Regions from separate parts of the Homo sapiens genome. Here region 1 is linked to region 2. Evidence: chromatin loops called from intact Hi-C (ENCODE). Cell type or tissue: heart right ventricle. All regions are shown on one strand.

The links. Hi-C counts contacts between places; a loop is a spot of excess contacts. Peaks named below come from ENCODE experiments on the same cell type or tissue, not always from the same donor. Only the 100,000 strongest peaks of a DNase experiment are listed, where the experiment ranks them.
Region 1: it touches region 2 in a loop (2.4-fold over the local background); 10 of 110 quality-filtered maps call a loop at or near these places.

Annotation. Positions count from the first base shown.
Region 1 is chr4:48,850,861-48,858,860 of GRCh38, forward strand. OCIAD1 (OCIA domain containing 1) reads left to right here. Exons shown (of 9, transcript NM_017830.4): 7 at 946-1,115; 8 at 6,353-6,505. It overlaps OCIAD1-AS1 (OCIAD1 antisense RNA 1), which reads right to left. Exons shown (of 2, transcript NR_146806.1): 2 at 1,147-1,365. Among named protein-coding and RNA genes, the nearest start is that of OCIAD1-AS1, 5.3 kb to the right of the region's middle. In heart right ventricle, no CTCF peak of the experiment used is centred here; no DNase peak of the experiment used is centred here.
Region 2 is chr4:48,574,615-48,582,614 of GRCh38, forward strand. It overlaps FRYL (FRY like transcription coactivator), which reads right to left. Exons shown (of 64, transcript NM_015030.2): 20 at 7,883-8,000; 21 at 6,806-6,991; 22 at 6,251-6,337; 23 at 4,359-4,627; 24 at 1,416-1,608; 25 at 503-627. Among named protein-coding and RNA genes, the nearest start is that of ZAR1, 88 kb to the left of the region's middle. In heart right ventricle, a CTCF peak has its summit at 3,953 (motif pointing right); a DNase peak (open chromatin) is centred at 3,954; H3K27ac peaks cover 687 bases.

The DNA of each region.
Region 1 (8,000 bases), 280 kb after region 2:
CACTGCATCTGGCCTTCATTGTTGTAAATATAGAGTTGTGTCCTATTGGGAGTACATGTTCTAGAATAAAGGATTTTATCTCGATTCAATTTGGCAAACACCTTTGGTTACTATAGTTTGGACTTTTCTTTTGAATTCCCAAATCTTATCAATCCCATCTCTTAACAGATTTCAGCTTTTCATTTTAATGCTTCTTAAACAGATAGGCAAGCAATATAATCCCCATGAGAGAGAATTTGTATCTGCTTTAGCAAATTAGTGTTTATATAGATTCTTAGCTGTGATATTACCTTCTCAATTGACATGGGAAACGGGCATGGTTATTGAAATTAGACCTGATTTAAAGTGCTTTTTCTTTCCAAGAACTTTCAAACATACTAAAATTATCTTGAAAGGCTGGGTATACATTTCCTATTTTTCTATACTGACAGTGACTGCTTTTAAGATGTATAAGTGGGTCAGGACTTTTTAAAAGTGTTTTGTTGGCAGAAAGAAACAGACCTCATTTTACTGATTATAAATAACTGCGTTAAAAATTATTTTGAGGCCAGACGCGGTGGCTCATGCCAGTAATCCCAGCACTTTGGGAAGCTGAGGCAGGAGGGTTGCTTGAGCCCAGTAGTTTGAGACCAGCCAGGGCAATATAGTGAGACCTCATCTCTACAAAAAACCAAGTGGTGGCGCATGCCTGTAGTCCCAGCTACTTGGGAAGCTGAGGGGTAGGAGGATTGCTTGAGCCTAGGAGGTGGAGATTGCAATAAGCCAAGACTGCGTCACTGCACTATAGCCTGGGTGACAGAGCAAGACCCTGTCTCAAAAAAATAAAAAAAATTATATGTATATATAATTTTGGAAATAAGCTATATGAAAGAAGTTATTTTAACACTTCTTTAAGATATAGGCAATGACTCATATTTCTTACTACAATATGATTTTCATTTACAGGCACTATTATCAAAAGTCAAAATATGACTCAAGTGTGAGTGGTCAATCATCTTTTGTGACATCCCCAGCAGCAGACAACATAGAAATGCTTCCTCATTATGAGCCAATTCCATTCAGTTCTTCTATGAATGAATCTGCTCCCACTGGTATTACTGATCATATTGTCCAAGGTAGAAACTTCTCTTGAAATGAATTTCAACATTTTATGGTCCAACGTATGTATAAACTTTATTTGATGACCTTTTCTGCTGGATATCACCTGTGTGTTCTACCATCAATCATCAACCTAAACTCAGCATGTTTGTTCATTTGTTTCTTCATTCATTCAACTTTTCTTGAGGACCAGTAGGTGTCAAGGACTCTGCTAGACGTGGAAGAAGATGAATAACACTTGGTTCTTGTCCCTGAAAAACTTTCAGTCTGTTAGAAGATATAGAAATACAAGGATGAATTACTAGTATGTCCCAGTAATTGAAAATACTAAGGCAAGCTTAGTGGAATAGTGAAGAAGAAATGATAAATCGTGTCTCAGGAAGTAGAGCTCCAGGAAAGGTATAAAAAGGTTACATTTGATAGGCTGGGTTTTAAAGGCTTTCAGCTTCCCTGTCTGTAATACAAGAAAGAACTGTTGTCAAGTGAGAAAATCCATGTGAAAATGCTTTGTGAAGTTTGTAAATACTAGCTTTGAAGATCACACATGTAAGTGCAACAACATCAATTTTGTATTAAGGCTTGGATTTGAATCATGATTGACATTTGCTAGCTATGTGACCTTGTAATACTACTACTACATTATAATAATGTAGTAATATTATTATAACTACTTTATGATCCTTTCAGTTTCTTGATCAGTTGAATGGAGATGATACTACCTCTCTTAATGAACTGTTGGAATTAGAGGAAATAATCAGAGGCAATGTCTGGCAAATAATAGACTCAAAAAACATTAGTTTCTTTCCTTCAGTCTAGTCGGCAGTAAAAGATGAGGAATTAGAAACGGGAAATACAGGTCTGTAATTCTTTATCTAAAATCCTGAAATTCAAAAAGGTTTAAGCCAAGTTTTTTTTTGTTTTTTGTTTTTTTTTTTTTTTTTGAGATGGAGTCTTGCTCTGTCGCCCAGTCTGGACTGTAGTGGTGCGATCTCGGCTCACTGCAACCTCCGCCCCCCCAGCTTCACGCCATTCTGCCTCAGTCTCCTGAGTAGCTGGGACTGCAGGTGCCCGCCACCACGCTCGGCTAATTTTTTGTATTTTTAGTAGAGATGGGGTTTCACTGTGTTGGCCAGGATGGTCTTGATCTCCTGACCTCGTGATCCGCCCGCCTCGGCCTCCCAAAGTGCTGGGATTACAGGTGTGAGCCACTGCCCCCGGCCTGTTTTTGTTTTTTAATAATTAAACTGGTAATAAAATCTGACCTGAATTCATTTAGCAGAATACCCTGACCTAAATTCACATAAGTTATATAAACGTAGACTTTATTTACTTTGCCAGATAAGATTTTTCCTTTATTTCATTATAGAAATATTAATGTGTTTGCTTACTCATTCCTGTCCTAAACCTCTGAATGGATGGATATTAAGTAATATAAGGGGTATTTACTGTAGTATTTTTCTAAAACCTCAGAAACTTTGAATAGTGAAACATACCTGACCCCAAGGTTTGGATAAGGGATTATGGACCTTTGTAGAGTATACTCTTTAAATTTTAAAAGATTAGAGGGAAAGAAGTTAAAGGGAGGGGAGGGTATACAGTGGAAAGGGAGAAGTTGATTATAGGTCAGAGAAGGTTCTAGAGAATGCAGAAGGGGGTTCTAGGTAGGTCAGAGTAGCCGCTAGCCATATGTGGCTATTTAAATTAATTAAAGTTAAATGAAATTTAAAATTCAATTTCTCAATTGCTTTGGTAGCATTTCACTTGCTCAATAGTCACATGTGCTAGTGGCTACCGTGTTAGTGCCAATATAGAACATTTTCATCATTGCAGAAAGTTATGTTGGACAGCACTACTTAAGAGCAAAAGTCGGGGCAAAGGGGTGAGTATTAGCCTTGTATAAAGGAAGAGACAGGAAAGAATGGAAGTTCAGATGATTAAAGAATTTGGATGAAAGTTATTGAGAGCTTCTTAATCCTCAACTCTGATTTTTTTATTTTTTTCTTTAATGGTTGGAAGCAAAGGCATCAAATTAGTCAGAAAAGGAAGGAAGGGAATGGGCAGATTAGGAGAGAATGGCTAAAGTCACTATCTTATCTCCAAAGGCAGCTGTCCTTGTTCCTCACTATGTCTCATTTAACCAGTCTGAAGTTCAAATCCATTCTTCTTGTACAGTAGTCCCCCCTTATCCATGGGGGATAAGTTCGAAGACCCCTGTGGATGCCTGAAACCTCAGATATTACCAAATCCTTTATGTTCTATGTTTTTTTGATCTAGATGGCTACTAAGTTACTAACAGGCATGTAGTGTAGACAGTGTGGATATGCTGGACAAAGGGATGATTCAAGTCCTGGATGGACCAGAGCAGAACCTCACAAGATTTTATCACACTACTCAGAACAGGGTGTAATTTAAAATTTATGAACTGTTTATTTCTGGAATGTTCCATGTAATATTTTCAGACCATGGTTGACTGCAGGTAACTGAAACCCTGGAAAGCGAAACCACAGATAAGGGGGCACTACTGTATTCTAGACATGCACTAACTCTTTCCTTGTGATGACTTGCATCTTCCCCACCATTTGCATTAGGAAATTCTGTTATATAGTTTTTTTCCATACAAAAGCCAACAAACAAAAAGCCCTTTGGTATCTACCCACAGACTACTTAGCAAGGCCATGTCTTAATATTATTTTATGCCTTCCACAGCAGCCATCCATCCATCCACTGCTCTGCCTTCTGACCCCCTTCTCTAAATCAAAGTGGCTACTTTTTTACTGCTCTCCACATGGGCCAGCAGTGGCCTGCTTTTGCTTTGCCCCAGATGCTATCCTCCCCTACCAGGGCATCTTATTCTTTGGTTTAAGTCCTACTTTAGTTCTGCTTTCTTTTACCAGGAATTCAGAGAGTTATTAATCTTTTAAAATAGCAAGCACTCCTTCAGAGCTGTTAGGAGACTTAGAGTTTATTACAGTTAGATTTAAATCAGTGCCACTTTACATTTTTTTATTCCTTCCAGTTCTTTATAACCTTCCCAAAATAGTAAATCATGTTCTCTCCATAGTGTGGGAAATTCTCCCCAGTCTTCTTCTGTCTGATGTATATTTTCATTATTTGTTCCAGAATTTTATAATGGTAAAATATTTTTTATAAGAAAAAGTATTAGACCTGGAAGGAACTTCAGAGATCATCTGCTCAAACTACCATATTTCGCAATTGAGAAAACCAGGATTCAAAGAAGCTTAGTGATTTGCCCAAGGACATTTCCTAATTGTCAGCAGAGTGGGGTTAAGAACCCAAGGTTCCTGAAGTACACACGATTTCCTTCAGAATTTTTAATATAACATATATGGTGAAGGGAAATGAGTTCAGTAATTACTTATTACTAATGAAATGCAAAGTGTTTTAATCCCAATATAAGGTTATAATATTTTTCTTTACATTCTTTTTTTAGTAAGAAAAATGTAGTTTTGAACCATCATATAATACTAGAACTAATTAGGAGAAATTTAAATCCTCTTTGCTTTATATAAGTATAGTATATATTTATTTAGCAGAATAAATGTTTATGGTTGAAAATGGCTGGGTGCAGTGGCTCATGCCTGTAATCCCAGCACTTTGGGAGGCCGAGGCGGGTGGATCACCTGAGGTCAGAGTTCAAGACCAGCCTGACCAATATGGCGAAACCCTGTCTCTACTAAAAATGCAAAATTAGCTGGGCATAGTGGCACATGCCTATAATCCCAGCTACTTGGGAGGCTCAGGCAGGACAATCACTGGAACCTGGCAGGGGGAGGTTTCAGTGAGTCGAGATTGTGCCCCTGTGCTCCAGCCTGGGTAACAGAGTGAGACTCTGTCTCAAAAAAAAAAAAAAAAGTTTATGGTTGAAAACATTATTTAATGTATAGTTATGTTGCTTAGAAAATTCTGATTATTCACTGGGATCCTACCTTTGAGTTCTAAATAAGTATCACAAAAATTATTTTTTAAAAAGTTAATATTAAAAGTATATGCCCAATTTGTATGTCTTATTGAAAACATCTTTGAAAAACAGTACTTTTGGTGTGGTATGTGGTAGGTAAGACTTTGTAAGTTAAGTAGTTGTTCACTGAATGTTAGCATCTTTTTTTTTTAATGTTCATATGGCCTTTTTTGCTGTTTATAAATTGTATAAACTATGTTCACTATTTGATCCTGTCAACCAATATTAGGAGTAACCACTGCATTATATTTACATTTGACTCTATGATAATATGTAATATTCACATTTTGACTCTCTTTGGGAGAAATAAAGAATAAATGTTAGTTCCCAGGCCAAAATAACAGTTGATACTTTCTTCTGCATCAACATTGCATCTGTTAGACTGGAATGAAAACAACACATATTCTGATTAAAGGCTATGTTTTATACTTTTCAAGTAATTATTTTCAACTTTTTTTCCTTTTTTTTTGAGACAGAGTTTTGCTCTTGTTGCCCAGGCTGGAGTGCAATGGCGCGATCTCAGCTCACTGCAACCTCCGCCTCCTGGGTTCAAGCGATTCTGCCTCAGCCTCCTTAGTAGTTAGGATTACAGGTGTGTGCCACCACGCCCAACTAATTTTGTGTTTTTAGTAGAGATGAGGTTTCTTGTTGGCCAGGCTGGTCTTGAACTCCTGACCTCAGGTGATCCGCCCGCCTCGGCCTTCCAAAGTGCTGGGATTATAGTTGTGAGCCATTGTGCCTGGCCTATTTTCAGTATTTTTGTTTAAATTTTGTAAAAAGGTAAAATAAATGATTTTTGAAAATAGCTGGAGTTGTTTTCATAGAGTCTGTGGTTATAGGACTATTTAACTATATATTGAGTAAAATCTATGCTATGTCAAGTTTTATTCAGTTGTCCCTAGTAGAATATATTTCTCTTTTAATTCTGTATACAGTATGAGTAACTCCAGTTTAAAACACTGGTATTTTAATGAGTTTAAATTGTACTGTTATATATTATGATACATATTTTTCTTCTGGCTGTGGTTTAGTTTTTAAAATTTTTGATGTCCATTTTAATTTTTAGAAATAAAAGCTTAAAAATATGGGTGGAAGTAGATTTCAGTTTGATGATTATCTTGGTGAAAGTATAGTACCTGTGAAATGGTGGTAATAATTTGATTCTTTATTCTATTTTGATTGTAGCTCCTTTTGTAAGGAGCATTTGTAAAATTTAGTTGCTTTAGAGTTATACAAATCCTTTTATTACCATTTATTAACTGTTTGTTGTTTTAGGACCTGATCCCAACCTTGAAGAAAGTCCTAAAAGAAAAAATATTACATATGAGGAATTAAGGAATAAGAACAGAGAGTCATATGAAGTATCTTTAACACAAAAGACTGACCCCTCAGTCAGGCCTATGCATGAAAGAGTGCCAAAAAAAGAAGGTATGATAGTTTAGTCTGAATCACTTTACTGTTGAGGATTGGAAACTAAAACATTACTTTAAAACAATACTATAAAAAATTAATTAATATGTGATTTAACTCTTCAAGCAATTAACCAAAGTAAAATATTTTTAAAATAGTACTTTACAGTTATCAGTTCTTTTTTTTTTTTTGAGACGGAGTCTTGCTCCGTCGCCAGGCTGGAGTGCAGTGGCACGATCTTGGCTCACTGCAGCCTCTGCCTCCTGGATTCAAGCAATCCTCCTGCCTCAGCCTCCCAAATAGCTAGGACTACAGGCCCCCACGCCCAGCTAATTTTTTGTATTTTTAGTAGAGATGGGGTTTCATCATGTTGGCCAGGATGGTCTCGATCTTTTGACCTTGTGATCCGCCTGCCTCAGTCTCTGAGAGTGCTAGGATTACAGGCTTGAGCCACCGTGTCCGGCCAGTTTTCCATTTTTAAGGTGTTCCAAAGGCCATTTTGTGTTAGAAAATAATGAAGTCAAGGCCAGGTGTGGTGTCTCATGCCTGAAATCCCAGCACTTTGGGAGACCAAGCTGGGTGTATCACTTGAGGCCAGGAATTGGAGACCAGCATGGCCAACATGGCGATACCTTGTCTCTACTAAAAATACAAAAATCAGCTGGGCATGGTGGTGCATGCCTGTAATCCTAGCTACTCGGGAGGCTGAGGCAGGAGAACTGCATGAACCCAGGAGGCAGAGGTTGCAGTGAACCGACATCACGCCACTGCACTGCAGCCTGGATGACGGAGCGAGGCTCTGTTCCCCCCTCCCCCCGCCAAAAAAAGGAAGAAAATAGTGAAGTCCAAATAGTAAGTCTTAAGACAGCAAGATTAGTTTAACACAGGGTAGAGACATACTCATTTGACTGTTTCTCTCTTACAACAAATCTCCTTGGAGATCTGATAGTCTTATTTTCCTAATGATACATCTATCGCATAAGTTGCTGTAGTGACCTGAGGTTGGCGTTGCGCTGTAATACCACTTGTGGCCTAACCACAGAATGATTGAGTAATGAGATTGATTTTCTTGTACATTTGGGTTTTTCTCGTGTTTTTTTGTTCTGTTTGTTTGTTTTTTCTTTTTGAGATGGTTTTATTCTGTCACCCAGGCTGGAGTGCAGTGGTGTAATCATGGCTTACTGCAGTCTTGACCTCCTGGGTTCAAGCAGTCCTCCTACCTCAGCTTCCTGAGTAGCTGGGACTACAGTTGTATGCCACCATCCCTGGCTGTTAAAAATTTTTTTTGGTGCAGTGGGTTTTTCCCTATGTTGCCAAGGCTGGTCTCAAACTCCTGGGCTCAACCAGTCCTTTCACCTTGGCCTCCCAGAATGCTGGGATTATAGGTGGGAGCCACTGTGCCTGACCTTTCTTGTACATTTGTGAATTTGAAAGAGTTATATGCCAGCTTCTAAGGCATTTCTTAAAGATGAATTTTTAAATCCTGGTTTCTTTTAAGTCTTTTTGGAATAGC
Region 2 (8,000 bases):
AATTCTGTGCCCAGGAGACAAGGCAGAACTTCAGGCAAAACTGAAGAATTTGCTTCATTAATATAAAAAACATCACGAATGATATCAAACATCTATGTAAATACTTTTTGAAAGATACTCTAATTCTCTTGGATAAGAAGGGGGAAAACTGGAGTTTTAACTACTAGAGCAAGATTACACATTAAAAGAATGACTACATAAATAAATATAGTAGTAAAATATTAAATATTTATATGGCATTTCATTATTTCTAGAACATATAGGTAAGTTTTAATCTGCTCAATCAAAATGAGGAAATAAAGCTTCCAATAAATGTTAATGTTTGGATTTTAATGTTAATCCATGTTAAATGTTACATGGCTAGTTAATTGGTGAAAGTCAGGCCTGGTATGCGGTCAAGCACTCTGCTTGACCCTACCACACCTTCTAAGGACCCTACCACACCTTCTAAGTAGCACATTTATTCTTTTAGGACATAGAAAAAATGTACGAACATAGTTACCTAAAAGCTCCTGGGTTGGTCCTGCCAAGACCTAGAACAAGGGATTCTGTGATTTCCATGCTCTCAGAACGCATCATTGGAACTATGTGCTTAAACAAGGATGAAGGGGATGGGATGCCAATAATCTGGAAAAAAAATATCGTATTTGTAACAGCCACTAATGATACTATGTCCAATTAGATAATCTGAGATTTCAGTAGTCTTATGTCAAGGATAAATGGACAGGTGAAACTTTACTATGAATGATACCTCAAATTTCACCTGGGGTGTACATAACTTAAAAGGTTAAATAGCTTGTCCAATGGCTTAATGCAAGTTCATTAACAGAACTTGGGGCTCCTAATTTCTTACAGACACTCATGATCATATAATAGGCTGACTCCCTTCATCAGATACTCTGTACCTTTTGGTCCATGAACATGAAGAAAACAAAATGACTTCTAAAATAGTCATCAGTGCTAAAGTCAGACACGCTGGTCTTAAGTTTTGTCATTTTCATGAAAACTAAACCACTGTTCTTATCAAGTACCCTTTAGATCACTACGTAATTTAGGGAAATTCTAGAAAGGCGTTTAATTATTTAAATGATTCCTTTTGGGTTCTGAGAAGTGTGAGAACTATAAAAACTAGAATATGGGAAAATAGGTATGACAATTTCTTTAAAAATGTTGAGTATGATAAACTGAATGAGCACGGGTCTTTCTTTCCAATGGAAAACTATGTACGTATTATTGATTCCAACTAGGAATCCATAAAAGCAATGATGGGCTTTCTTGAGGTATTTTCCTTTTTGCAAGTAAGTAACACATTTTCAACTGAGTTACTTTATTGTCCATAAAAAGAAATTTTAAAATCTTATTTTTATGGGGCCATTCAGATTTCATATATCCAACAGTGGATCTGAGAAACTTACTTTAGAATCAATGCTATAGCCGCTATCTGGGGTAGACGCCAGCGTCTCAGGAGGAGAACATCTCACAGAACCTGCAGATGTGGAAGATGACGATGTTGCTGCACTGCAGCAAAGGATCAGATAGTTTCTCCACAGGCCAATGTATGAGTCACTGCTTGTGGTGGTATTTACTTTCTTAGCATTGATGGGGCTACTAAGGAAAAAAAAAGAAAAATAGGCAGATATGAATAACACAACACGTTTTTAAAAGTTTATTTTAACTAATGCTAAATTTCTTTTTTTTTTTTTTTGAGACAGAGTGTCACTCTGTCACCCAGGCCGGAGTGCAACTGGCATAATCTTGGCTCACTGCAACCTCCCCACCTCTCAGGCTCAAGTGATCCTCCCACCTCAGCCTCCAGAGTAGCTGGGACTACAGGTGTGTGCCATCACGCCCAGCAAATGTTTTGTATTTTTGGTAGAGATGAGGTTTCGTCATGTTGCCCAGGATGGTCTCTAACTCCTGAGCTCAGATGATCTACCTGCCTTGGCTTTCCAAAGTGCTGGGATTACAGGGGTGAGCCACCATGCCTGGCCTAATGCTAATTAGAGAGATGGTTAGCATAAGGTTTTTATTACTAGTACTGTTTTTGTGGACTGATATCAATGAATAAAGTAATGGATTAAAAATTAAAATATGTTACCAGATCATTTTAACATTATTACTCCTGTGATAAAAGTTAATATTTTATTGGGCCATATTTTATAACTTACTATGCATACTCAATGTAGAAAGAAAACAAAATCAAAATCACCTTTAATCCCACATGAAAATAAACACTGCATATTCTATATATCTTTAATTCATATACATGAACTATAAGTGCATGAATACATCTCTTTTAATTTATACGAATTAAATGTTTATTTTATTTTGTATCTACCTTTTAGACTTACGTATTTTTCACCTCTCTATGTAAATTAATATACTTCTGTGACATTATTTTGATTAACTATATGCTATATCAATATAAAGTATCATATTTTATATAACCAAAGTTTTGTTGTTTGACATTTTAGCTAATAGCAATTTTTCCCTATTATACACAATACTATACATTTGAATATATGGTTAATTATTTTCTTAGGTAATTCTTGAAAATGAAATCACAGAGTCAAAGAAGATACATATTTTCAAGGCTTCTGCCAAATTTCTGTCTTGAAAGATTACATCAATAAAATATTTTGAAACAATTCCATAAATCTTTCCAAATACCGAAATTATGTTAGAATTAAGAACTGAGAGCAAAACGAAAGAGGAAAAATACAAATATATAATCCTTGCCTTCAACTAGTTTTGTAATATGTTAAGGTAAGTAATGCAAACACATCACTTTGTTAATTCAGCAAGAGCATCATAGAACAATGTCCTAGTATGTTAGAAAACGATCTAAGCACTGGTAACGTATCAGTCAAAAAAACTGTCAAAAAAATCACTGCCCTCATGCAGGCCATGGGAGACATACAATAAAGAAATAAATAAAACAATGTCAGATGGTGCTAAGTTTGATGAAGAAAAATAGAGCAGAAAAGGGAGATAAAGAATGCTGGTAGGATATGGGGTTATAATTTAAAATATGGTAATTAGGGAAGGCTACTTAAGGTCATAAATGGTATGCAAGGTGGCAAATGTCAATCTTTATTTAAAAAGTAACATCCAGACCAGGTGTGGTGGCTCATAGCTATAATCCCAGCACTTTGGGAGGCTGAAGTGGGAGGACTGCTTGAGCCCAGAAGTTCGACATTGCAATGAGCTATGATTACACCTCTGCATTCCAGCCTAAGTGACAGAGTGAGACCCTGCCTCTTTAAAAAAAAAACAAAAAACAAAACACAAAACAAAAAAGAAATCCAATACACAATACCTGAGAACATATATATACAATTAGCATGTATATGTAGAAATATATATACATATATATATATTCAAATCCAAAAGTAAGAAGGACTACTCTGGGTAGGAAGTTTAAGAGATTTTAAAAAATAAGATTGAATTTGAACTATATTAGATACGGATATGCAAAAATTAAAAAAAAAAAGGTATCCTACGCTCATGTGAACAAAAGCTCACAAAATGGAAACTATCAACCACACTTAATGAACTCTGAGGGGATAATTTGGTTCCAACTTTGAAAGTATTGATAGAAAGTAAGAAAAAAGGTACAGAGTGAAGTCAGGTTTGAAGAGCCTTTAATGTAGGCCTCCAGTGATAGGTCAATCCAGATGCTGGGTTTACATGGGCAAGTTATATGCTGAGAGGACTCATTCCATTCAATGTGATCAGTGGTGTACTCTGTAAGGAGAAATCAGGAACCCAAACCCAGATTCAAAAATTCTCCTCTGTATTTAAGAGCAAAAAAACAAAACAAAACAAAAACTAACTGAAATTTATAATGACCTTGGTCAACTCTCCATTTCATCATCAGTTATTCCAAATCTTTACCAACATCCTCAAATCTCCTACTCAGTGTGTTATTACCACTCCCCACCAGAAGGTGGCCTTCCTTACACTGTCATCGGGAAAAGTAAGGCCACTGAGCTGAGTTTCGCTCTGCTTCTCACCCTTTATCTACAAACTTCTGTGTCTACATCCATACTCATCCTTAGATTCTTTCCCAATTTTTTCCCTTAACACAGATTCGATGGACACAACTATGTACCAAGTACAGTGTTATTAAGTAAATTAATAATTAAAATTTGGTGAGACTGTATTACATGAAAAGGATGAAGAAGTTATGAGACTATGTCCTTGACAACATTCTTCTCCCTCCTTAAGACATCAATGCAGTATCACATATTATTTATGGGCCTTCCAATCTGTAATACTTTTGAATTTTTCAAATAAATACATATGAAAGCTGACAGTCTATACATTTTTAAATTTACACTAGGAAAATAACTTACTTTATATCGACCTGAGGGGACAACAACTGAAGTCTTGTGTATGCAAACATCCAAGCATAGCTCACAGCTGTAGAGCAGTGTTTAGGAAGATTTTCTTGCTTTAAAAAACTGGAGAGACTTATAATCCATGGGTCTTGGCCTTGGGTCACATGTGCAAATATCCATATATGTGATGGACTAATCACATCAAACTGGTGGCTAATAGGAGAAGAGTTCCATTCTGCTAAAGTTTGTAAATCTATCGAGCTAGGGCAATAGAGCAAAGTAGTCTATATGGAGAGGAAAAAATTGATTATTACACATTTCAATAACTTTGAAATTTTACCATATAAATTGCTTTAAACTGAAAGTGGTGTATTAGTAGTTTCTAAAACAAGATAATATAAAGTCCATGGTAGGTTGAAGGGAGTAGAGAATTCCTGAAACTGCATGTAAAGTTTCTGTATGTGCATACATGTCTTTTTTTTGGAGAGGGATTCCACTGTTTTCATTATTCTCAAGAGGACTATAAACCAAAGAAGTTCAGGACCACTATTTAAGTAATTCTTAAATAAATATCCAAATTTCATCGTATACCAAAAGCTGCCAGAGAACTAAAGAGTGAACCATTAACTTTCATGTTGACCTGTATCTATGTATGTGTGGAACAGACTCAAAAATGAGCTCTTCTCCAGAGGTATATATTCTTAAATACTTGTTCAATATTTGAACTCTTATACTGAAGAGATAAACATTTATGTTCAAAGAAAAGTATATTAAGCACTGCTTTAGGCACAAGAAACAAGTCATCCATTACTCTCTTTTTGGAATAATTCATAATTTATGGTTAATATCTAAAACAAAATGTTTTGAATTGTATAGATCCTTTCATAAAATAACTAGAAGAGAGGCTTTTAAAGGTTCTTACCACAAATAAATGATAAACACATGAGATGATGGATACACTAACTACCCTGATTGGGTCATTATACAATATAGACATGTATGGAAACATCAAATTGCACCGCATAAATATGTACAATTGTATCTATTTAAAAATAAATAAAAATTAAAAATTAGTTTTTTAAAAAGTTTAGCATCATGGTAGCATCATGGCGGGGGGGAATTGTACAGATTTCTAATAATCTCTTAGGCTTATAAAACCTTATTACCTCCCTTGGCTACATATAACTCATGAATTATAAGAATCAGGTGTTATGCCGCAAGCTCTTAATGTTATGCATTAACCTCTTGACCATGTATTCTAAAATAGGAGGAAATATTTTTAAATAGTAAGGTTTTATAGCTATTCTTACATCAACTTTGGAATCTTAATATATGACCTTTTACCCAACCAAGACCAAGCAAGAAAGTTTGCATAAACTTTGTTAGTAATATGTTTGTGGACAAAGTGTTTCTCTCCATTTTAATGAGTCAAATTACATATGACATTGGTATAAAACACTATGTACTTAATCCACTATACTTAAACTTATGTGATACACAAAAAACAGTTGCCAAAAAAGCAGGGTGTAAGTTTTTGCTTTGAGTATCACCATTTTTTTCCCGTAGCATTTTCACAAGTATTTCTATCTCACGAATATTATATGCCATAATAAAGAGCAAACGGTAGCATAAAGATTCCATTTAACAGAAACTTCTTAGATTGGAAGGATGAGAATTTTACAAACATAAAATAATTTTTATTTCTATGTAGAAGAGTACTTAACCAAGTATAAATGAATGTCACTTTTTAAGTACTACTCTTAAGCATTTTCTACTTTTCAAAAATACTTTCTAACTCATTACATTTGTTAAGGAAGTTATTTTATGTATGCACATGTACATGTATACATATGTGTCTGTCATAAGTCTCAAAACAAGATTGGGTAGAATGAAGTCACTATAGTTACCTGATCAGCCCCAGTGAGATGTATGAAGCTCTCAAGAATGGATGGGCTTAGCCTGTCCATCACATCTATGGCTAATTCATCATCACCCTGTAAAAAAGACATCATATGTCTAAAAAAATTAGGAATGTTTAAGCAAAGTAGCCAAACCCAAGTAAACACTAAAAATTCACTTCAGCACTATTTTTTTTTTTTTTTTTTTGAGACGGAGTCTCGCTCTGTCACCCAGGCTGGAGTGCAGCAGCGCCATCTCGGCTCACTGCAAACTCCGCCTCCTGGGTTCACGCCATTCTCCTCAGCCTCCCGAGTAGCTGGACTACAGGCGCCCGCCACCACGCCCGGCTAATTTTTTTTTTATATTTTTAGTAGAGACCACCGTGTTAGCCAGGATGGTCTCGATCTCCTGATCTCGTGATCCGCCCGACTCGGCCTCCCAATTGAGAACGGTAGGTTAGTTTAGACCCATGGTAGTAACCTACCTACATGGGATAAGGATGGACAAAGAGATGGTTTTTAAGTACTTTCAATAGATAACTGAATGAAATACCTAAATCTTACCTTAGGTATTTCCAGAAGTGCAAATAAAGCCCGTATTTCTCTAAGGACACTGACGGCTAGTCTCCTAGTGGCAGGTCGACTGCTACAGAGAATGACAAGCGCAAAGCCTTCAACCACATGGAATACATTGGAATATGGGCTCCTTTCCAGAGGAGGGGGATGAGAAGCTCCATTAGCTACACCATGCTTGAAAAACAGAAGTTAAAAACAAAATATAAAAATATATGCACAGACATTTCCGAAAAACAGTTAATAAAAAATAAAGCAAATCATAGTGATTATGACTACCGGTCTGCCTCAGCTCAAGCAATGTAAATCGCATGTATTTTATAAAAATGGAATAGTGTGCACAGTGAAAACATTTCACTGGCAGTCTAAATATGAATTCTGTACCTAACTTCTACCATTCTCTGACTATTTTGTAACCTTGGAACTGACAGTTGCTCTTCATCTGATTTCTATGTGGAAAATGAGGGGATTGTAGTGTATCTTTCACACTCAGAGTGTGGACCAGCAGCCTGGCAATACCTGAGAGCTTCTAAGAAACTCCTGAAACTCTTTCTTAGGGCCCTGTTGATTTGCATGCTCATTAAAGGTTGAGAAGCTAGGGTGGCTTCAATGGCTCGGGTCTAAAATTTCAAGGTTCTATGATTTACACATTATCATAAATCAATGATTTGAGCATCTTTTATGGTTAAGGAGCACAGTTACTGTCTATGTGAAACAGGGACTGGTGACATGGATAAAACAATCAAATAACCCAAATGGAAGACTACCAAAAATTTATTGTACTGGCTTTAAATATATTGGAAACAACCTAAAAGTGAGCTGGAATTATCTCTAATTTCTATGCTCATTAAAAACCCAAAGAAGAAGATTAGAAAAGTTAGACACATAAACACTATATATTCACTACAGGAACTATGGGAAAGTTCAGTTTAAGGGATTAGGAACACATTGAGAGTGAATAGAACTAATAATACTTTTAGTGTTTGATAAAGTAAATCTGTATTAAAACCATTATTGGTCATTTAGCACTGACCACATACAAAAGGACAATAGAAAAGAATCTGGTACCTGAGTGTCCTGGTTTTTATTATGCATTTGGGCTGCTTGTTTCCACTGATTTATTAATTGTACCAACATCTTTACGGCATTATCAAGAAGTGTGGGATGGACATCAGTCACTTCACGA